Regions from separate parts of the Homo sapiens genome. Here regions 1, 2, 3, 4 and 6 are each linked to region 5. Evidence: chromatin loops called from intact Hi-C (ENCODE). Cell type or tissue: endothelial cell of umbilical vein. All regions are shown on one strand.

What was found. Hi-C counts contacts between places; a loop is a spot of excess contacts. Peaks named below come from ENCODE experiments on the same cell type or tissue, not always from the same donor. Only the 100,000 strongest peaks of a DNase experiment are listed, where the experiment ranks them.
Region 1: it touches region 5 in a loop (4-fold over the local background); 4 of 110 quality-filtered maps call a loop at or near these places.
Region 2: it touches region 5 in a loop (4-fold over the local background); 13 of 110 quality-filtered maps call a loop at or near these places.
Region 3: a loop joins it to region 5, with 4 times the contacts of the local background. A loop is called at or near these places in 23 of 110 quality-filtered maps.
Region 4: a loop joins it to region 5, with 2.4 times the contacts of the local background. A loop is called at or near these places in 2 of 110 quality-filtered maps.
Region 6: a loop joins it to region 5, with 12 times the contacts of the local background. A loop is called at or near these places in 13 of 110 quality-filtered maps.

What each region holds. Positions count from the first base shown.
Region 1 is chr3:115,030,502-115,034,501 of GRCh38, forward strand. The region is part of intron 2 of ZBTB20 (zinc finger and BTB domain containing 20); the gene reads right to left. Among named protein-coding and RNA genes, the nearest start is that of ZBTB20-AS4, 68 kb to the right of the region's middle. In endothelial cell of umbilical vein, no CTCF peak of the experiment used is centred here; no DNase peak of the experiment used is centred here.
Region 2 is chr3:114,826,130-114,830,129 of GRCh38, forward strand. The region is part of intron 4 of ZBTB20 (zinc finger and BTB domain containing 20); the gene reads right to left. Among named protein-coding and RNA genes, the nearest start is that of ZBTB20-AS3, 45 kb to the right of the region's middle. In endothelial cell of umbilical vein, a CTCF peak has its summit at 1,564 (motif pointing right); a DNase peak (open chromatin) is centred at 1,592.
Region 3 is chr3:115,170,926-115,174,925 of GRCh38, forward strand. No RefSeq gene overlaps it. Among named protein-coding and RNA genes, the nearest start is that of ZBTB20, 26 kb to the left of the region's middle. In endothelial cell of umbilical vein, no CTCF peak of the experiment used is centred here; no DNase peak of the experiment used is centred here.
Region 4 is chr3:114,872,729-114,876,728 of GRCh38, forward strand. All of the region lies in intron 4 of ZBTB20 (zinc finger and BTB domain containing 20), which reads right to left. ZBTB20-AS3 (ZBTB20 antisense RNA 3) reads left to right here and starts at 305. Exons shown (of 3, transcript NR_126422.1): 1 at 305-468; 2 at 1,184-1,394; 3 at 3,617-3,786. In endothelial cell of umbilical vein, no CTCF peak of the experiment used is centred here; a DNase peak (open chromatin) is centred at 1,993.
Region 5 is chr3:114,381,738-114,385,737 of GRCh38, forward strand. The region is part of intron 8 of ZBTB20 (zinc finger and BTB domain containing 20); the gene reads right to left. The region is part of intron 7 of ZBTB20-AS1 (ZBTB20 antisense RNA 1); the gene reads left to right. Among named protein-coding and RNA genes, the nearest start is that of ZBTB20-AS1, 32 kb to the left of the region's middle. In endothelial cell of umbilical vein, a CTCF peak has its summit at 2,216 (motif pointing right); a DNase peak (open chromatin) is centred at 2,264; H3K4me3 peaks cover 678 bases; H3K27ac peaks cover 973 bases.
Region 6 is chr3:115,691,026-115,695,025 of GRCh38, forward strand. The region is part of intron 2 of GAP43 (growth associated protein 43); the gene reads left to right. Among named protein-coding and RNA genes, the nearest start is that of GAP43, 70 kb to the left of the region's middle. In endothelial cell of umbilical vein, a CTCF peak has its summit at 2,065 (motif pointing left); a DNase peak (open chromatin) is centred at 2,036.

The sequences.
Region 1 (4,000 bases), 650 kb after region 5:
CAATTAGTACACATTCGAAAATATTGGTTTGAATTATTGCTAAAATGTCTTCTAATTAAGATTATTCCAAAATGAAGCTAACATCAATAGGGAGACAAACAACACAAGAGGCATCAAACTGTATAAGAAGTCTGAAAGAAAAAAAAGACTTAACGTCATGAGAGATGATTCTGTCCTCATTTTCACGTTAAACCAGAAGCTTCCTTCAGGGTACAGCTCAATGAGTCACCCTAGAGTATTCTAGGTATATATTGATATTCCTAAAAATCTAAACATATGTACCATATACAAACCGTGTCCCACAATTTATCACTTAAAGTTTATTGTTTTTAAATGATTTCTCATTTATGAGTCTTTTCTCTCATTAGACGTTAATCTCTGTTATGTGAAGAGGTCATGCCTTATCTAGGCAGATATCCTACAAAGTGTTTGGCTAAGTACCCTAGTACTTTAATAAAAATTCAATATGCACAAATTTTCTATACAGCTTTAAGTAATTTTCTGTTTTTATTTACATACATCCCTTCATAATTTTCTAAGAAAATCAGGATCTACTCCAATTTCCTCATTACCCATCATCATCCAGAATGATGAAGAGATGTATAGATTATTAAGAAAATATTTGCGTTTGCTGAGTAAACCCGATATTATCTAATCAAAAGAACAGCTTCGGCTGTGCTGCTCCTAGCTGTGCTAGTCCACACAGCTTTCCCAGTTTTCATGAATTAGTGGAGGTAATGTTAAACCACTTTTCTAGTAAGAGTGCATAAGGATATTTAAGTGAGCTCATCCCTCTAACAAAGGAAAGAATAATTTTCATTAATCATTATTCAACAGTACATCTTCTTGAACTAAATCATGAGAGGAGGAACTTATGATGTTTTTTATTAGTCAAAACATTTTCTATATATAGCTTAGTATATGCAACGTGCCAAATTACAGAATTCTATTTACTGCTAATGTCAATTTACCACCACATTGCTTGATATAATTCAAAGTTTTCCAAGGAGCTATTTGACCTCCTATAGACTGAAAATAAAATCATGAGATTTAAATTACTTAATGCCAAAAAGGAAAGTCATCTTTTTCTCCTTCTTATGTCTTTGTTTCATAAAACTATTATCAGACAGTCCATGCAAACAACTAAAAACAAAAAATTATATGGTGTAGTTAATTGAAAAAATGCTTTTGCTACACACAGAAATTGACACTAAGTGCTGTATTAGAAGGAAATCAGTGATTTTCAATTGACATTGCACAGGAAATCATTTAGTGTCAATTGATATTAAATGGGTAAAATTGTACTGAATTAGTACAAAATGATTTGGTGGAAAAAAATGTGCTTCCATTAGGTGACTTGATATTAAGTGGGCTTAAATGTAATAAGTTTTAGAGGTCACTAGTCAACAAAAATTGGGGCATGCTATTCAACCCTGAGTACATCAGACTGCTTGCTCTTAATACCCTCATCAAAAGATAAGTTAGTGTCATACTATCATGACAAAATTGTCTTCCTTTGGGCTTTCAAGGGAAGTGGGAAAATTCAAATTGTTTAAATGAGCTAAATTAGCCAGTGGTAAGGACCATGACTTCTTAGATTTATCTGGTGGTCCTAATCCTTTAAAAATATTTTTTTTTCTAGAATTTTTGGCATGAAATGAAAGGCAACATAACAGCACGTATTTTATGTAATATGGTCCAGATTGCGCTTTCTTTATAAAATGGCTTTGACAGTAAGCACACAATAAATTATATTGTGTTAGGGAGTGATATGATTATATATAATGAAGTAACCACTTTATTGATCTTTTAAGAAACCTATGTTTTTAAACCTGAGTAATGAGGAAAGAGAAGTGTGTGGCTGCAGGAGACACAAGGAAGGAGAAGAAACAGGAAAAGTTACATTACACAGTCACTACAAGAACAAATTGAATAAAATATTATAGATATTTTCTGGGAAGAGAAATGGGGGTTTGTGAGGTACAGAAAATTGTAAAACTCATTTGTTACTTAGTAATACAAGAAACAATAACAATAAAACAGACATACTGGGAACACTCCACCCAACAAAAACAGAATACGCAATCTTCTCAAGTGTATGTAAGGCAATTACCAGTGTCCAGGATAGACCACATATTAGGCCACAAATTAAGTCTCCATAGATTTAAATAGACAAATATCATACAAAGTATCCTTTCTGACCACAAAGGGATAAAGTTAGAAATCAGTAACAAAATGAAAACAGTTAGGCAACATACTCTTAAACAAAGGATCAAAAAAGAAATCACAAGAGAAATTAGAAAACACCCAGAGATGAATGAAAAAGTATTATCCCAAATCAAAACTTAAGAAACACAGCAAAAGGAGTGCTAAGGGGAAAGTTTATAATTATAAATGCTTACATTAAACAACAAAAAAGACCTCAAATCAGAACCTAACTTTACAACCTAAGGAACTAAAAAAAAAAAAAAAAAAACAAACTAAACCCACAGCTAGCAGAAGGAAAGAAATACGTATTAGAGCAGATGTAAAATACAGAATAGAAAAATAAGATAAAACCAATAAAACCAAAAGTTGGTTCTTCAAAAATATTAATAAGATTGACAAACCTTTGGATATATATACTAAGAAAAAAAGAGAAGACTCAAATTACAAAAATCAGAAGTGAGAGAGGAAACACTACTACTATTCTACAGAAATAAAAATGATTATAAAAGAGTACGATGAGCAATTGCTAGGCCAACGAATTGGATAACCTAGTTGAAATGTAGAAATTCCTAGAAAAACAAAACCTACCATAACTAAACCACAAAGGAATAGAAAATCTGAATAGACCTATATAACTTGTAAGGAGATTGAATCAATATTCAAAAATCTCCCAATAAAGAAAAGTCCTGGACCTGATGACTTCACTGGTGAGTTCTACCAATTATTTTTAAAAAGAATAATATCAACTAAAGTTTCCTCAAAAAACAAAAAATTGAGCTACCACATGATCCAGCAATCCCACTGCTGGGTATGTATATACCCAAAAGAAAGGAAATCAGTATATCAAAGAGGTATCTGCACTCTTATATTTGTTGCAGCACTGTTTACAATAGCTAAGATTTGGAAGTGTCCATCAACAGATGAATAGATAAAGAAGATGTGGCATATATACATAATGAAGTACTATTCAGCAATAAAAAAGAATCCCTCTCAAACTTTTCCAAAAAAATCAGAGAAGGAAACACTCCCTGATTGATTACATGAGGCCTGTATTACCCTGATGCCAAAACCAGACAAAAACACAATAAATAAAAACAACAGACCAATATCTCTTATGAGCATTGACAAGGATTGAAAATCCTTAACAAATTATAGCAAACCAAATTCAGTAGCATATTAAAAGGATTTTACCCTATGACCAAGTAGGATTTGTCGTTGAAATGCAAGGATTTTTAACAGATGTAAACCCATCAACATAATACACCACATTAACAAAATAAAGGGAAAAAACAATAATCTTGATTAATGCAGAAAAACTACTTGACAAAATCTGACATCCTTTTATAATAAAAATCCTCAAAAACTAAGAATAAAAGTAAAAAACCCTAACATAATAAAATCCATGTATTAAAAACTCACAGCTAAAATAATACTCAAGGGTAAAATACTGAAAGCTCTTCCTCTGAGATCAGCAACAAGGCAAGTACTATTCCACATAATACTGAAAGTCCTAGTCAGAGCAGTTAATTAGGAAAAAAAGAAATGAAAGGCACCCAAATCAGAAAGAAATAAGTAAAATTATCTCTGTTCACATATCATATGATCTCATATGTAAAAAACATATTCCACAATTTCCACCAAAAAAAAACCCTGTTAGAACTAATAAATAAATACAACAAAGCAGCAGGATAAAAAAAATCATCACGCAAAAATCAGTCACATTGCTACACACTAACACTGAACAATCTAAAAAGAAAACTAAGAAAACAATTCCATATACAGTAGTATCACA
Region 2 (4,000 bases), 440 kb after region 5:
AGGAAAGGTTGTATACTAAGGTCACAGGTGGTATGGTTGAGATTAAAGCCAAGACTGAGAGTATAGTAATGAATTGAGAAATGAATCATACACTTTTGACCTAATATGTAATATGTCTTCCCAAATCGTCATTTTTATACATTCATTTTCAATGGAAAACAACAACTTGAATATCTTAGAGGTTTTTTCCCCCAAGAAAGACATCAGGCTGTAATCTCCCCCCACAAAATTTAATACAGTTCATAGCTCATACCCCTACCGGATAATCCCCAAAATGTCTTGTTCCTTTTTCAAATTAGACATCAGCATTCAGTATAACAATTAATCAATGCCAACAATGTTCCATATGCTTTATTAGCATTCATTCACCGAATCCTTCCATGAACACTAGGAAGTAGGTACTAATAAAAACAGAAACAATTTTGAAGTACAGAATCTCAGAGGTGGTTATCAGTAATTCTAGAATATCAGTCTGACATATGGGTCCCTCCACTTTTTTTCAGTGCACAACGTGAACACTGTGTGGCACAGTGTTTCAAGAATTAATGTTTGATTTATATCAAAGCATTATGTTTTTTACTTCATCTTAATAGTAATCACAAGAGTGACTTAAGCCTCCTACATGAAAGCAGAGATAGAAAAAAGATGACCTTGGAAGTTACATATTTTCTTTTCCTGTAAGTATGAAGACATGTCTATAAGTTATTAGAACCATAAAAAACCAAAAAACTAATAAGAATAAAATTGTGAAAGAATATTGAAACCTCCTTAATAAGCAGGTTCTTGTAGGATATTGAACAAGGTATGTATGTTGTAGCCCTGATGCTATATTTGTGTCATGCTGAGCAAGCTACTTAACATTTAGGTGCGTAAGGGTTTTTTTCCCTAAAGTGGGAGGATTTAGATCTCTAAATTCCTTACCAATCATAATTTTAGAGCAAATTATCTATAAAGTCAATTAATAATTTGCCTTGCTTCATGTATTACATAATAGTTGCTAATCAAAATGAATAGTATTATACTCACAGCTTTAACTAACTTATAGCTAAGATCAGGCTTGCTTTGTAAACATCTCTCTAAAAACTCAGAAGTCCATGAATACTAAGACTTTTTACTCCTCCTGTAATTTTTGACCTCTACTGGAAATCTCACCTGCTACCCCTGACCTCGAATATTGCAAGTATTAATACAGTTTCTGTATATAGTGTACTTAAGCCAAAAGTCAGAGGCATGAGAAAGGTAAAGGCCGGGACAAAGGTACTACAATTCAGCTACACACTTGTAATGCTTCCCATTAGTTCGTTAGTTATATTAGTTCCAGAAACTATTTTAACACGGTAGGCTGATACTGCAAGCAAAAACAAAAATCATGAGAACAATGAAATAGTAGGTCTTAGCGCTTAAGCATATCTACTAGTAGTAATACTTGACAAGCAGCCCACCTTCTTTGTGATCTGGAAATGATTTGATGATAAAGCCAAATTCTAGAAATATAACTGCTATCTTTTGGGAGATCAAAGGTCATGTGAGGGGGAGAGCTAAGGTCAAGAGCAAGCCCCTTAAGCCTACTCCAGAAATTTCACTAGAGGGTGCTCTTGGGCTTTCATGACTTCTCAGTTCTTCAATAAGAACCAAGTATTGCTTAGATAATATATTCTGCCTAGTATAACTTGGACTCCATCATGGATCCCATATCCAATACTTCAATATAGAATTAAAAGATATCTCCAGCAGACCCTGGGCCTGGTTTTTTATTTTCCTGTGTAATTTCCTTGTTTCTACTGATAGTACACTTGTGAGTTTCACAAATTTAAGACAGGTAAGAGATCTTAAGAGGTCTCCAAAAGTCTACATTCTATTAAACAACCACAGAAACTTCCTAATACATCAAAGTAAGATTAAATGGGGATTAACTGATAAATCTATTTTTGCAAATATATGTTTTACAAACATATTTTAATCTTATAATAGGTTCATAATTTATATACCTATTGGAAGAATTATTATTCCATAAGATCTGTAGAGAAAGTCTGATTGTCAAATAGAATAAATTTCAATTATTTATATATGTATTATTCATATGTCTCATGACATCAAATATTGAGCACCAAGTAAGTACTGAATAAATATTTCTTGACCCTTTATTGCACATACATATTTTTATAACACGTTCCAACAGGATGACATATAATTAAATTTTAATCTCTACACCATATGTTTGAAATTTTTTCTATAAATGCAGTTTCACCTTTCTGGAATTCACGTTTAATGACTTATTCTGTTTATTTCTAATGATAATCGCTTTTTATATACTTTCCATTTTTGCTACGTTTTTAAGAGAAAATGAAACATGGAAATTGTTTTGTTATGTGATTAACTTTTTAATGTTTCTATTTGTTTATTAGAAGATTAAGAAGGTTATTTATTTCTACATTAAAATATTGGCAATGGCATATATCAATGCATAGTGATTTTCTTAAGAATTGCAATGAGTGACTCAGTAAAATTCTTCTTCACTTTCAGGATGTAAAGAATTATGGCTACTAGCCATTATGCAGGGTGATGTTCTTATCACACATAATTGAAAACTCAATAGTTTTAGCATCTTTAGGGTTGACAGTAAAATTCTGAGGTTGACTATGGAATGCTAAGTCTTTGAAGGCACTTCCAATTTGGCTAAACTTACAGTTTCATTATTCCTTAATTGAATTAAGTTTAAGTTTCTCTTAAAATCAGCTTGAGGCTTTTGACAAATTAGAAATTTGGGTCCTGAATAGTAGCCCTTTACAATATATGAATCTGCATAAAGATGTGTTTTAAATGCCTATTTGATAAAAAGATAAGCCTGGTCACTTATGGATTCTAGCTCCTTTCAACATCCTGCATGGATTGCAACCAGTGTGAAAAATTGGGGATCTTTAAAGTGGTCTCAGATCTCTTATAAAGCAGTCACCTGGGCTCTTAAACTGTATGGTGCTTCTCAAAAAGGGCTCCTTAAGTATCCTATCTGATGTATGTTATTCCCCAATTCAACTTGCAAAGGACAGAGTCACCAGCATATATTCAAACTGTATTTCATCCAAGTGGGTTGTCAATAAGCTTAAATCACTCTATGAAGAACTGGCAAAATTCCCATGGATACTGTGAAAATAAAGGGAATCAATGAAGAGATATAATTATTTTAGTCTCAGATTTAATTAATTTGTGGGAGAGGTCATTTTCTCTCAAATATATTCAAGTTTCTTCAAACACAGGTCAATGTTTGCCAGCTGATAGGAAAAAAGAAAACATTTAGTCTGAGTTTCCCACGTTTATATTAATCTCTGTATCACAGCTAAATAAAATGTTTCATAAATCTTCATATAGGCAAAAGAGAGTTCAAGCTAAGGCAGAGTAACAAGTATTGCCAATAGAAAATAACCTCTTAAGTACTGTTTCTACTATTTCCTGTTCTAATTTTTCTATTGGAGAGAATGAAACAAAGTAATTTCACACCTGGTTTTATGAATCAGCTCACTAAAGATTCTAGGTAGAAGTTACACGGGAGATGCAAGTATAACTTCATTATTTTACAATTAGAACACTAAGACAAAGAAAGAATAAAAGTGGCGTGCTATCCCATGCCATGCAGTTAGCATATGGCAGGTCTTACTCAGAGTCCCCAGTTCCTAATCTAGTGTTCTTTCTACTGCAAAGGTTTCCAGTGCTGCTTGGTTTTTCATAAAGGATCTGTATATCATGTCAAAATTTCATGTTGACTTTCCTTGAAATTTCAGAGAAAAAGAAGGCAGTATAAGAAAAATTACTCTTCATTGTCTAACTCTTCAAGTCAGACAGCATTCCTATGTGCAATGATCCTCGATACAGTCTAGGTCAACTGATCTCTATGAGTTTTCATACTCATTAAAATGTATGCATCACAAAGTACAATTAATGTTCTCACTGACTTTAGGGACCTTGCATGTTTCATCCGTTCCCTAACCTATGCCATCCTGAATCC
Region 3 (4,000 bases), 790 kb after region 5:
CATTGCTATACCCAGCCCTAGAAAATAATTAATCTGCTTTCTGTCTAAAAATTTGCCTTTTATAGATATTCCATATGAATGAAAACATATTTGTAATCTTTTATGTCTGACTTCTTTCACTCAGCATGTTTTTGAGGTTCATCTGTGCTGTACCATGTCAGAAGTTTTTATGACTTTTTAAGAAACTGTTAAACATGTACAAAGTGACAAATCATTTTATATTCCTACCAGCAACATATGTGGGTTACAGTTTCTCCATATCTTCACCAACGCTTATTTTGTTTGTCTTTTTTTATTATAGGCATTTTAATAGGTAGAAAGTGGTTTCTCATTACAGTTTTAATTTGCATTTTCTAATTCAAATGACTTAATGTGATTGAGCCTCTTTTCATGTACTTATCAGCCATGTCTTTGGTGAAATGTCTATTCAAATTCTTTGCCTCTTTTGTATGTTATCTTCTTATTTAATTATAAGAGTTCTTTATATATTCTGGATAACATTTTTATTAAGTCTATGATTGACAGGTATCTTCTCCCAGTCTGTGGCTTGTCTTTTCATTTTTCTTAAGTGTCTTTTGAGGGACAAGAATTTTTAAAATTTTTATGAAATCCAATGTGTCATTTTTTTCTTTTATGCATTATGCCTTTGATGTTCTATATAAGAACTCTTTGCCTAACCCAAGAAATTCCAGCGCCATGAAGATTTTCTATTATGTGTTTCTCTAGAAGTTTTATAGTTTTCATTCTTACATTTGAGTTTATGATCCATTTTGAGTTAATTTTTGTGTTTAGTATAAGGAAAGCTGTCTCATTCTTCATTTTTTCCCATTAAGTTTCTGGCTCCTCTGCTAATCTGTTGTTTGCTCTAAGCTTAATCACACCCTAAGGCTAACTATGATATCATCCCTCCCCAATTATTTGTCACCAAAATCACTGTTGTTCTTGACAATGTCCTGGACATGGGGACTTCCGACTCTACTCCAAATGAAGCCAGTCCACTTTGGCAGTAAAGATGATGGTTTTCCTGGTCCATCCTGTCCCTAAGGTGGTGTGGGCTAAAATGCCATTAAATAACACCATTCTTACCCAAGGTTCAGTAGTTTTCTTAAATATAAGTTTTTGAGTTATTTGTATGCCTTTGGTTGATTTTGATAGTTGGGAGTTTTTTTTTCAAGTGTCCAATTTTATTTTTGCTTTTTGGGGAGAAGATTTGCCAATCTCTTCACTCCACCATTCCAGAAGTCTCAGCCTCTCTGGGGTAATTTTTATAATATGGGCATTTGAATACCTTAAAACATTATAAAATGTGTTATTTTTGTCAGAGTTCATGAGCTTAAAGCAAGTCACATAGTCATTCCTTTGTTCAATAGAGAGAGATATAGAATCCTCCCATAGGAAGGAACATCACAGGGATAATGTGGTAGGCAGCTCATGACATAGTTTCCAGTGTCACACCTTGGCGTCATCCCTTTCCCTTGAGTATGGTGTGGACTTAATCACCCTCTTCCAGAATAGATAGAATTCAGTAAGAGTGATGGACTGTCATTTCTGTAATTAAGTTAGGAAAGACTACTACTTCAGTCTTGCTAGCTTTCTCTTTCTAGTGGGCACTCTTTCATTCCATCTTGCCTTTTTGGGTTGCTCACATTGATGAAGCAAGCTACAATTTTGGAGAAACTCATATGGCTAGGAACTGAAGGTGAACCCCAGCCAATTCCCAGCAAAGGACTGAGGCTCTCCTATTGAGTTAAAAAGCCCACAAGGAACTGAAGCCTGCAAACAAACAGAATGAGCTTGGAAGCAGATTCTTACTCAGTTGAAGCATGAAATGACGATAGCCCTGGCTGACACCGTGATTGTGGCCTTGTGAGAGATCCTGAAGCTGAGGACCCAGTTAAGCCATGTCCACATTCCTGATCCACAGAAACTGCTTGATGTGTAAACCACTAAATTGAAGGGGTAATTTTTTTGTGCAGCGATATATAACGAATACAGAGAGTAACTAAAACATTTAGTAAAGAGTGAAAAATAATCCACAATAATAGGTATGGAGCTGGATAGGATATTTCTTATCATACATCAGCACTTCTAAATGAATCACATTTTGATCAGGGTGGCTTTCTGTGGGTCTCATAATCTGGCATTTGCTCTGAATAGCAAAGTAAGTATTTTTTTTAAATGAGATTGGAAAAAGATATTTTCTTGTGCATTATTAATGGTAGTACTCTAATTTCTCATTGATATTTTGTAATTGGCAAATGTTTTGATGACTGTCTACTCTTTATAATTTAGTGTTACTTTAAATAATATGTAAATACTAAAATCAATAAGCTTCACTTATATAGAAAGTATTCAGTAAAAAACATAAGGGAAAACTCTTCCAAAAACTAGAGTGTTGGAAAAAGAGACCAAAAATGTAACTTGACAGTGGAGAAACCTGACAAATACCACCTTAAGCCAGGTGACTGAGGTTAACATCAATAGTGATGAACCATATTTGATAGTATGTAGCCTTGATGTGATGTGATGATAATACCACACTTCTTCTGTGGTCTTCCTCCAAAAAATATTAGCCCAGTCTAATTGTTAAAAAAAAATAGGCAAATCTCAATCAAGAAAAATTGTGCAAAATACCTGAATAGTAATATTTAAAACTGCCAGGGTCATCAAAACCAAGGACAGTTTGAAAAACTACCACAACCAAGAGGAGCCTAAGGAGACATGGCTACTGAATATAATGTGGCATCCTGGATGTGATCTTGGAACAAAAGAAAGACATTAGTTAAAACTAAGGAAATCTGAATAAAGTATTGACTTCAATCAAAGATAATATATTAGTATTGGTTCATTAATTGTGACAAATGCATCATCATCTTTTGTTGTTGTTGTTGTTGTTTGTTTGTTTTTTTTTTTGATACAGGGTCTTGCTCTGTCTTCTAGGCTGGCATGCAGTGGTGCAATCTTGGCTCACTGCAACCTCCGCCTCCCGGGTTCAAGCCATTCTCCTGCCTCAGCCTCCCAAGTAGCTGGGATTACAGGCATGCACCACCATGCCTGGCTAATTATTTTGTATTTTTAATAGAGGCAAGGTTTCACCACGTTCACCAGTCTGGTCTTGCTCTCCTGACTCTCAGGTGATTCGCCTGCCTCGGCCTCCCAAAGTGCTGGGATTATAGGTGTGAGCCACTGCGCCTGGCCCACTTTTCTTTACTATTAATATTTTACATCATTATTGTATATTCTGCTGGTTGTGGTGACTCACACCTGTAATCCTAGCACTTTGGGAGGCCAAGGTGGGTGGATTGTTTGAGGCCAGGAGTTCAAGACCAGCCTGGGCAGCATGGAGAAACCCTGTCTCTACTAAAAATACAAAAAATTAGCCTGACCTGGTGGCACACTCCTGTAGTCCCAGCTACTCGGGAGCCTGAGACAGGAGAATCACTTGAACCCCGGGAGGTGAAGGTGGAGGTGGCAGTGAGCCAAGATCATGCCATTGCACTCCAGCCTAGGCGACAGAGCGAGACTTCATCCCCACACCTCCCCCTGCCTGCCCAGAAAAGAAAAGGAATAACTGAAAGTAAAATGAAAACTTTTATTTTTTATTCTTTATTGATCTTAAATATAACAGTTTGTTCAAAATAAGAATATCAACAATGTATTCAGGTATGTAATTATGTATGCTTACATATAAGTGAACTGAATGATACAACCAATAATACAAGGGATGAAAGGGAAGAATTAGGATTATTTTATTACAAGGTACCCACACTGTGCGTGAAATTATATAGTGTGATGAAAAATGGACTTAGATTAGTTGTAAATATAGATTGTAAACTCTGGGGCAACCCCCAAAATTTTTTTAACAAAATATAGATGAGAGGGTAAGAAATAAGAGAAAATGGAATTATAGAAAATGCTTAATTAAAACCACAAAAAGCAGAAAAAGACTAGAAGAGCAAAATCAGGAACAAAGGACAAGTTCAATGAAATGAAAACAGTA
Region 4 (4,000 bases), 490 kb after region 5:
AGTGGTTGGTTATGACTTGCTCAGCTAGTAACTGCAAGTGCCAAAATTCAAACTGTGGAATATTTCAAAGTCCGCCCTTTCTAAATTCAATTTTGGCCTAAATCCAAGGAGGTAGTGTCCACAGAATTAGCTAGAAATTACTTATTTCCTAAAAGATCAAAGTCCCAAAGAACTCTGTATGATTTCAAGGCTGCTCATATGGTAATAATGGATACATTTCACTTCATAGTCTAATCAACTAATAGACTTTAGGACAGTGAATATGAATGACATGAAGGTGCCTTGAGAACCATCAAGTCCTACCTCTTATTTTGAGACTAATTGAAGATACTGAGGCCCAGTAATTGAATCATATAGATTGCTAAAAGAAGTTCTGAGAAGAAATGAAATACAAAAGCTTGGTTTCTAAGGCTGAATATCATGAGAAACTATCATGTTATCCTGTGTGAGTGAGCTCCACGAGGCCAGGTATCTTGTCTCTTTTATGGTCAACTGTATCTCCAGTATCTAGGAGAGTTTATGGTACTATAACTAGCACATAGTGAGCACTTAAAAAAAATCAGGTGCTCAAATAACACGGTTTAGTGAAGGAATTAACGGGTTCATATATGTGAATGTGTGTAAAGTGGGTGCAAGCATGTAATTAAATGGAAAACTGGTCATATTTAGTTAGATGTTACTAAATTTATTTTTATTTGCCATTTGGATCACATGATTTTCTCCTTTAAACATCCCAGTGACATTATAAATGTCTTATGTAGCAAGGTCTTTGGCTTCAAATGCCTTCACCAGGAATTAAGAGTTTAGTACACCATCAATGAATAGAATTTACAAAGTACCCTTTGGGCAGAATCATTAAGGAATTAAGGAAAGTTTTTTAACATATTGAGAAATAACACAAAAGGTTCTGAAAATAAAGGATAATATGAATATTTCATCTTTGTCTTAGTTTTGGGGGGTGGGGAACACAGAAGCAATATTTCATTTCTAAAACCATGTTCCCATGAAGCTGAGCAGAAGGACTGCTTATAACATAATTTTCCAGCCAAATTCCCAAAGGGCCCCCAACAGGCTTTCTCAATTTGTGGGCGCTGTCCTCTAACAATCTATTTCTTTCCAGACTCTCCTTGGAAACCAAAGATTTATGTCATTCTCTTCATATTTTAAAATGAAATTGTTCCAGGTTAAAGAAATTATGAAAACTGAAAGCCTGTCTTTATCCAAGAACCAACACTGCCTGGACAAATAACTTATGAATACATCCTATTCTGGAGGTATCATCAATGACTTTGCCTCTGTAGCACTCTTACCATTATTTGGACATTTCCAGAAATCAAGATCCACTTCAGTTTGTGAAGATGAGCTGTGCTTAGACATAGGCTTAAAAAGAAAAGGTAAATAAATATTCTGTCAGGTTATATAGAGGGAAGCAGACCCTCCCTTTTATAAATAACGTATACATTTGCTTAAACTCCAGAGTAAAGGAAAAATCTCATGGACTGAAAACATTTTTTAAAAAAATGAATATTCACTAAACAATCCTGAAATGCTTTTTGCTCTCTGAATACATTCAAACAAGTAGATATCACAGCATTTCATTGATAGCTTATCAAACCACAGAATAGAACAGGAGGACAGAATACAAAGGGCATTCTTAAGGGAGCACCATCATGATTGTTCTGTAAAAACATATGAACATATTGCTATAAACTCATCTTCACAGGAAGTCACACAGCTTAATAAGCACAGACCTGCAAGTTAATATTAAAATTCACTTTGATTTCAGCAGCAGCAAAGCTGATCCAACTAGGAGCTATTACATAAAACCCTTATTGTCATATTCGTCATCACCACTCTCAATAGAGACCACTGCCAGCACCAAGAAGCCAGCCCTCAGTTCACCTCAGGAAACAGGCTACACAGACGGCCGTCCCAGTAACAATGCAGCAGTGAGATGGCCCTGTTTATTTTATCAGAATGGCACTCCCTTAATTTTTCAGTTCTCTTTATTGATGTCCTTTTTCATGTACAGGTCTATTAGATTCTACTTCCTTTACTGTCCTCCCAGGAATTGGTGCTTGCCAACTACAATAAGTTGTTTTGACAACTTGTCTAGCTATACAATACTCTGTTTCCTTCCCTCTACAGTCTTTTTGGCTTCAAATGAGTGCCTTCAAAATATAGCAGAGACTATCCAACCAAACTATGCTACAGGGGGGAGGAGCTTTCTATGTGTAAGCAATGTCCTGCCCAAACTACAATCTTTCATGTGCTCATAGTCCTCTTTCTTTTCCTATTTATTTTTATGGATAAATCCCCCTTGCTATCTTGTCTACTCCTATCTTAATAAGGAATGACTGCCGTGACTACCCCCATCTAGCTATGCCATTCACCGCCAGCACCTCTGCTCTCCTCGTGTGCTTCAAGAAGAACTGATTAGCACTTTGCATAATTAACCTGATTAGCACTGTGCATAATCAAACTGATTAGCACTTTGCATAATTAAAAAGAAATAATAATAATAACAATAATAAGCACTAAGTAATATCAAAAGCTGTTAGTCCCACAGCCCTTTGGTTACCTCCAAGATTAGTTCAGTGCAGCATATTTTGCACCTTCACATTGAAATCTTTTCTTTAACTCAAAAGTCAAGAAAATAAATTAAAATGCTTGCAATCCACAGACTCGTTATGGTTTTCATATCCATACCAGTTACCAAAATAATCAGTTTCTTACCCATACACATCTCCCTCAGTTTGGGTCTTACATATTTTACCCATGTTAAAATGGAGAAAATGGGGATATAAAACCAAGTGAATGAAAAATATTTAGAATAACATTAGAAAACAAGATATATGATGCGTATAGAAGCATAGAGAGAGTTATATAGAACTATATAACCCTCCCTTGTGTTGCTTCTGGGTGACAATGAGGCATGTGGAAAGAACTGGACAACCTATCAGAAAAACCTGGCTATGACATTTCCTGGCTAAGTGATTTAACTTTTTGGAACCTCAGTTCCCTCATCTGCAAAATTAAAATAATAACACCAGTTCTGCTACCTCAATAACTGTAATTAAAATAATAATTTAGGAAGGTGCTTTGTGAACTGCAAGACACTTTACGTACATGAGGTATTCCATTCTAGGTCCCTAAATCTCCTATCCCCCAAATTTTATTTCACACCATGGACAATATTATACATTATGAATAATAAATTTTAGGCTCAGTGCAGTGGCTCACACCTGTAACCCCAGCACTTTGGGAGGCCAAGGCAGGAAGATCACTTGAGGCCAGGAGTTCAAGACCAGCCTGGGCAAAACAGCAAGATCCCCATCTCTACAAAATTTTTTTTAAAATTAGCGGGGTATGGTGGCATGCACCTGTAGTTTGTTTTTTTTTTTTTTAATTTTTTATTCTCATAGGTTATTGGGGAACAGGTGGTGTTTGGTTACATGAGTAAGTTCTTTAGTGGTGATTTGTGAGATTTTGGTGCACTCATCACTTGAGCAGTATACACTGCACACAATTTGTAGTCTTTTATCCCTCACACCCTTTCCCCCTGGTCCCTAAAGTCCATTGTGTCATTCTTATGCCTTTGCATCCTCATACTCAGCAGGCTGAGGCAGAAGGATCGCTTGAGCCCAACAGTTCAAGGCTGCAGTAAGCTAAGAAGGTGCCACTACACTCCTGTCTGGGCAACAGAGCAAGACCCCATCTCTAAAAAAATAAGATAAAATAAAAATTTATATTTATAATGCCTTAAAATTAAAAAGTTATAAAGTCCTGTTGCATGCTTTGCCTTATTTCTTATTCAGGGCTGAATGTGACTAAAATTTTGACTTGGAGTTAAAACTGGACTCTAGTAATTATTGTTTCCATCACAGCTCTCATTTGTGTTTCTGTGGAGGTTAAAATCAAGCTGTTGCTGGAAATTCACAAGAGAGGAGAAGAAAATCTAGTACATTACTATTAATTTGGGACTACAACATAAGAGAAT
Region 5 (4,000 bases):
TGGTGTTATGATTAGTATGCTGTGTTTTCAGTCCAACAGGTTGTGAAATAAAATCTGTTTCTTCAGAGGGCAGGAGGCAGAGATGGCATGGCAAAGATTAGAATAGAGGTGAGGCTTTCAGACATCTTTTTCAGTATGGAGGAAGCCAATACAAGAGAAGCAACAAATTATAAGACCTTATCAATTGATTTTTGAATGGTGACTATGGGAGTAACCCCCAAATCTTGAGTGTCTACATGGACCCTGAAGGAGCTGGTATTCTGATTTTCAGTTTAAAGATGTAGCCAAGATCAAAGTTGCTAAAGCCCAACTCCTTTATTAAAACCAATGCTTTCTCTAAGGTCCATATCTCTATCACTGTTGTCTACCACCAGGTTGGAAACCTCAGGGTCACTATACACCTTCCTCTGCCTTAAAGCCAATTCATCAGTAAGTTCTTACAGTTCTGCTTCCTTCATATTTTTTCTCACATCTGTGTTTCCATTCCAATTTCACTGCAATCACCTACTGCTTTTTATCTAGCTGATTGTTTACTAACTGGCTCTCCAACCTCTTTCACTCCTCTAGTCCTGTTTCTTTGCATTCACTAAATCTAAGATGACTACATTAGCCTGACACTCAAGGTCAGTTCCGTATCTCTTCTAACTTTTCTCATGTGTCCTGTATATTGGCCATACTGTACCCTCAGATTTCTTGAATATCCTCCAGAACATCCTGGGAATCTACATTCTGGGCTCTACATCTTTGCTCAAGTTTTCTCTTACTTTGAATATCCCATATTTCATCTCTGCCCTGTTGAAATCATACTTATTATCCTTCATACTTATTAAATGGTGTCTTCATCTTATAACTGTCTTGATTCCTCTCTGCCAGGTAGGACTTCACTCCCCACAGTGAATTCCTCCCTAGGTCTTTCTCCGAAATGCCTAAGCTCTTTTTTTTCTTAATCTTATTTCACTCACTCAATTTTATTTCAATAATGGCTATTTATGTGCATATCCCTCTTGTGAGACTGTAAGCTCTCTGAAGGTAAGGAAATGTCTTAGTTATTTTAGTATTCCTAGTGTTCACCTATTCTTTTCTTCTTCCTTCTCTCCTGTCATTCATTCATTTACATATTCATTTTACAAATATTTATGATGTACCCATGATGTGCCAACATGGGCTAAAGAATAAAACAGGACTGGTTCCTTCCCTCCCAGAGTTTACTGCCTTGTCTATACTATTAAGCAATGTAGCTTAGACAAAGCTGTCATTCAATAATTGATTGTGGACAGAATGAAATGAAGCTGAAATTAAAGTGTATTTTAAGAACGGTCATAGTCTGAATCCCAATTAAGTTTCCTACTTTTTATGCAGCAAGGTAGCAAAACTACCTGACTGGCTGCTTTTGCTTTAAGTCTGTGAGGGGTATTTAATAAGAGCAGGACTATTTTGCTCAGTAAGGCTAGGCTGGCCCTCATGATTCATTTAAATATAGGGTCAAAACAGTAATGACATATGTCACCTAGCAGAAAAAAGTGTTTATTTTTGATATTCATAGACAGGGCCTAGGATACTTTCAGATGTGTGCTTCAGAAAATTAAGAAAGCTTTCTTTCAAACATAAGGACATAGCAAAACCACCAATATATTACTCTTTTATTTTTAACACTGCAAAAATTATATTGTTCTTCATATCAATGCCCTTGTTTCCTTCCCTAGATTCGCTCTTGTTTCCTACCTGACATCTTGTATCACACCCTCCTGTTGCCTCAGTGATCACTTTGGGAGAATATTGATAGCACAGAGGCATTGGAGCTACCTCTATAAACAGGAAATGTTAGCAACTCAACCTTTTTGGCTCACCCCCTTATTTGTCTTATATCACTTTACTTACCCTTATACCACTGGGCTGTTTCCCAACTGTCCAGATAATAGAGAACTGCTCACCATCCTCAGAAGCAATTCATGTCCTGTCTCACCCTCTCTAATGGTTCTTCGGACTCCTTTTTCCGGAGCTGAGAAACCCTAAAACATAGCACCCGTTTACGTCTAGACATGCACAGGTGCTGTGAATTGACCCCATTTTTGCAGTTCATAGTTTATTAAGGAGGAAAGAATAAGCCCTGTCATAATTAGTTGAAAATACATTTTGAGGCTGTATAAAAAGAATTATAAACATGGCACATCTGAGGGCAAGTCTTTTCAAGCCTCTGTGGCGATGCACTATTCCCTGGAGCCTTTAGAGGGCAGCAGCACACTGGCTGACTCCAGCGGATTTCAGAGAGGCGAACTCCCGACCAGAACCTTCCTCCTGGTCACCATGCCAAAGGTTGATTTGCCAGGCTCTGGCCTCTCAGTCTCTTTCTTTTCAGTTCTCATTCTCTCTCTCTCTCTCTCTCTCTCTCTCATTCTCTCTCTCTCTCTCTCATTTTCTCTCTCTCTCTCTCTCCAACCCCTTCCTCCTCTCTCTCTGTTAAAATTATACACTCTGATGAAGTCGCCCCTCAACCGGAAAATGAAAGCTCCAATGAAAAAGTTAGACAAGCCAACAACAACAAAGAAAGAAACCAGGGAAAAAGGAAAAGGGGGCTGGTGACAGGGAAGGACTTAAGAATAAGAAAAGGGCAGATGTTTCGCAAATATATGCAAAGCAAAACTGGGTGTACCCTGAACACTTCCACAGAGAAACAGACCAATCATTGTGCACTTCCTCCCGCCACACTGGTGGAGCTCTGCATTCAAAAAAAGAAAAAAAAAAAAGGCAAAAAAGCGTGGCCGCAGGCACCCGCCTTTCAACGGTCAGTTCTGACATTCTGACTGAACATCTCTCAATTGTCCAAGGAGAACAAAAACATTTTCATCTCCTCACTGCAAACATTTCTGTTATGAGAAAAGGCTGCTTCAAGAATTGGGAGTGTGTTTTAAGGAGACTGGCGGCCGAGTTAGCCAGCAGAGCCTTCTGGTTTTTAACTCTCATTGTGCTGGCCCCAGCAAGAAGTTTTAGGCTGAAACATAGCAGTGAGTAAGGCTGTGGAGGATGTTGGCTCTTTCCTAACTAGACCATATTGTATGTGGAAAGAAATATGCATTAAAACATATTGATGATATGGTAGGTATTAAGCATGTTAAATGCATGGAAATTAACCAGATCGGCGGCATTTGATGTATATATTTCACACTCTTTTGCACATATTGCACACATACAGTGATGGCAATGCTTTCTGCAACATATGGAAAAATAAATATTTTATCTGTGTGAGCTCTTAGCAGTCTCCAGGGTGTTGAGAGTGCTCTCTTCTTTCACCCTATCCCAATTTTCTCTCTTCACTGGGCTCCCACCCTCTCTTGCACGTTAATGTGCCTTTTACTTATCAGCTTGGTCTTTTCCTATCTGGTAAGTAATGTGCCTGTTACTTATCAGATAGGAAAAAATTAGTTGGAACCTCCTATTGGCTCATGATAATTTAGACCAGTGATGCCTCCCCCAATCTTACTGGAGTCGTAACAATTTCCCTACTCTTTTCCCCAACAATACATTAAATAGGCTTAGTATCTGGGCAGGAGAGAAAGGGTAGGTGGTAACAAACCACCCCAATAAGGGTGGTAGCGGAACTGCGCTCCACTACCTATTAGCTGTATGTCCTGGGTAGATTACTCCGCATCTCTGAGCCTCATTTTCCTCATCTGTAAAATGGGAATAATAATACCTACCGCTTAGGGTTATTGTGAGGAACAAATGAGATAAGCCATGTAAAGTGATTTGCCTTGTGCTGGCACATGGTAAGAGCTCAATAATGGTAGTTCCTCTCATAGGGATTGTTAGTTCTGTGATATTCATCATGTTAGCTTTAAGAAGACATTTCCGGGCAAGGGGTGGTAGCTCATGCCTGTAATCCCAGTACTTTGGGAAGTCGAGGCGGGCGGATCACGAGGTCAAGTGATCGAGACAATCCTGGCCAACATGGTGAAATCCTGTCTCTACCAAAAATTCAAAAATTAGCTGGGCATGGTGGTGC
Region 6 (4,000 bases), 1.3 Mb after region 5:
ATTACAGGCATGAGCCACTGCGCCTGGCCCCCTCTGGGCAAATCTTAAAATTGAAGATGGTAAAAGCATGGATAATCTGTCATCTTCCTACAGGTAAAATAGTGGAAGAAATTACTTCATCCAGCAAATAAAGAGAACAATGGTTTCTTGGTGACCCAAAGTAAAGTATTTCAGAGTACTATTTTGTATTCGAAGTAATACAAAAGACAAATATATTATTCAGTGGATACTGCAACAATAGACAGAATTGCAACAAACATGAATTTAGCCAAATCTCTTGCTTGGAGGCCTGCAGTGGAGGAGAAATATCAGAGCGATCTTGGAATCGGACCTATCTATGTTTGAATCAAAGGTCCAGTCCCTAACCAGCTCTATGCCATTAATTCAGCGTCAGCTTTGTCATTGTGAAATAAAATATCCTCATTGCTGAACTTGGTGGTTGTCGGTATTAAATAGATCATGTGTAAAAGGTGTCTATTATGGTATTTTATTGAACACACAGTAAGTGCCTAATAGAAAGTCACCATTGTTCCTGTTCCTTTCAGCTGAAGCTATTGGGGAACTTTCTTTTTCTTTGGTACTACACCTGATTTTATGAAGGAAATTAACGTGCAAATAGGACATGATTTATGGCCAGCAAGAGAGACACATAATGATTTGCAGTCTCTTTTGGGAGTCAGAGTCTATTCTATTTGGCCTACCTTGTAGCTCAGCAACATTACCAAGTCCTTACATTATCAGTAATGATTGAGCCTGGAAGTCAGCCAAGGTTACCAGGTAGTGATGTTAGGGTTAATTTGGGCTTCATGTAATTTGTCCCTCAGAAACTGCAATCTAGGGATTCAATAGAAAAGGTTGGGATACCTTAAGGGAAATAGCTAACACACTCTTTCCAGGTAGATACCAGCTATAACTTGTCACATCTTGTATTTCAATCCTACAGTCTTAGACCTAAAAGGAAACTTAAAAATTGCCTAAGCCTGGGAACTGGATGGGCTTCAGGAGGGTTCTTTCATCTCCTAAGATTATTTGCAACATGTTATACTGTGTGTGCATACGGATGATATTCTTGGCAAAATGACCTTGTCTTTCATCAGATACTCTACTGGGACCACTGCACAAAAATATTATGATGCACTATGCTTGAACAATCTCCAGGAGAAGTTGTGTGTGCCTGTGTTTTAATGAACGATGAAGCATGTTCTGGGATTCAGTTGCATGGTCTGGCCATGGTCCCACAATGAGTTAGCATCAGAATAGAGGAGATAAACCCAGATATCGCAAGGACTGTATTCTACTGTCATTCAATTAATTTGTACTTATTAATACGTATAATTTCCACACTACACAGGCATTGTGAGGGATGTAGATTATAAAAGTGAATATCTGTTGTCATGGAAGTTACAGTCTGGATGGGGAGAAAAGTAAGGCTCTTAAAAGAAAACAGAAACAAAAAAGACTCAGTACCAGTATAGAACAAAATAAGTCTGTGACTGCTTGCAAACTGCAGTCTGTAGTTGTGGCAAAGGAATTCAGAGACCACGATAGTGGGTAGGGTCTGAAGAAAAGAAATGAGCATTATGATGAAGCATTGGTGAGGATACCGGCCTTAGTAGTTTGTGCCAGTGAGGAGAAGGTAGGGTATGTTGGACCTTGAAGTGGTCGGAAGTTTTCAGTCTTGGTCCAACAGCAAATAGAGGGTGGTTAAAGTTTTTACTTCACCATATTATTTTTGCTCCCAGAATGACTCTGATGTCTCTATGAAGTGTACACAAAGCACAATCCACACTTATGAATTCAGTTCAAAGATATTAATATTATTTCAGCATACCTGTTAAAGTGACTTAACAATCTACTTGTAGACTGAGTTTTTGGTCATATTCGAAGGACCAAAAAATCAAAATTGATTTAGGATTAACTTCAAAATAGGACCCAATCACAATAGTTGTTCCTATTGCACTGCTATGCAGTTTGCCTGGGGTCATTTCTTCCTGGAGAGTGACGCCTGACACGCCTGCCTTCCACTCAGCCTCCACAGCTGGGAACAGAATTACACTGGTGCCCTCTGCTGGGATGAAATGGGAAGTTGATCAGGAAACAATGGTGTCCTCGTCTTTTCAACATAGAGATGGAGGTGGCGATTCCAGGCCCACTGCAGCCTCCAGGCTGGATTCATTTAGTGTTCTCTCCAGGCCTCCCTCTCAGGTGTCTTCTTTGCATCATACCTGAATTTATTAACCAAAGGGAGTAATTGGATTTTTATTGTAAGAAGGTTGTCAGCTAATTTTTAAAAGTAGTCCAAGGAAATGCTGCCCCCTTTCCTCTGACAATTTGAGAGCTGGGCCCTGGTTTCAACACACAGGGCTAGTCATCTTGGGTGGTGGCTTGGCCGTCTTGCTAGAGAACAATACATATTAAGAGCCACGGGGAGACTCTGGGACCATTTAAAAAAATCCTGTTAAATTATTATTATTATTATTATTTATTTTAACGGTGAGGAAAGCACATTGATATTCATTGCTGATTTTCTTGGCTCAAATAAACAGCATTAATGCTATGGTGTTAAATTCAATTTAGAGTGTCTACTCTGGTGTGCCTTTGGTACCCTGCTCAGCTGATTTTTCTGCTAGAGGTGAAAAAACATTCAGTTGTAATTAAGAAAGGGGTGGGGGAGTGCTGAGAAGGAAACCGAAAGAGAGAAGAGTTGTGAAGTCTCATGTGTGCAAATTGGTAATGGACTTCTAAAATAAAATGATGGGGGCTGGGGCGGGGCGGGGCAGGGGAGAGGATGGATTGAAATGATCCTTTCCTGCTCCCCACTTTTATTTTATTTTATTTTGTTTAGGATCAATAATTTGGACATGGAGGTCTGCTGCTGGTTTCCATAACAACCTGGCTTATTGAAAAACTGCAGGCTCCACGAATCCCCAATTATCAGCCTTCCAGGGCTTATTAATGGAGTTGAGCATCCCAGTGAGGCAGGCAGCTCATTGCTGGCACGTGCCCGGTGGGCTGGCGGAGGGTGGAGGAGATGGGAAGAGGAGATGTGTGGTGAGACAGCAGCCATTTGTCCCCGTCACTTGCAGGGGAGGGGGGAGCAGTCATTCAGGAGGCTGTGAGAGCGTCTCTTGAAACCCTGAGTGGCTGCCGCTGCTGTTACAGGCAGCCCAGAAATCGAAGCATAGCTTGTTTTTCCAGCTCCACCCCGAAGCCATCTATCTGGAATAAATCCTTATGAATATATCACAAGCCCTGTATGTCTATTGAGCTTCTATAATTAATCGGGCTTTCCTCACAAAGACAATGGTGACTCTATATTTCTAATATTAACTCAAGCCTTAATTAAAATGTGAAGCCAACCTAATGCATATTTGATAGCTTTGAATTACTCAGTCTTTGGTCTGGCTTCACTTATTAGGCCCTCGCCATAGAATAATTACAATAGCAACAATAATACCGATGATGATCAAAATACAGATAACATTTACTTATCTTGTGCCAGGCTTTCTGCTAAAAGCTCCACATGGAGTTTCTTGTTTAAGCTTCACAATGATCCTATGATGAGGGATATCACTGTCCCTTTTTTACAAATGAGGAAACAGAAGCAAGAGAACTTAAATGACTTATCTTAGGCCACAGGGCTAGTGAGTATATCAGAGTCTCATTTCTGCTCCCTTTCCATAATTATTTTTTATTTTTCAACATGCGTATCCTCAAGATAGAAAAGGAACAGCACATTTACAGTAAATTTTGTGCTATCCAGTGTTAATTGGGGAATGAAACATTCTGGTTTATCAAATATTTTGATTAATAATTGCTATTCATGTCATGATTGGGTTTCCAATGGGAAAGATCTGGGATATAATAAAACATACACAACATTAGAAGTATAGTAATCATTGTCATAAAATGCTTCAGGATCATTATACAAATGCGACTTTTTATTGTAGTGCAGAAGTGTTAGTTGATAAAGACTTCTGTTTGACAAAATGCCAGTTGA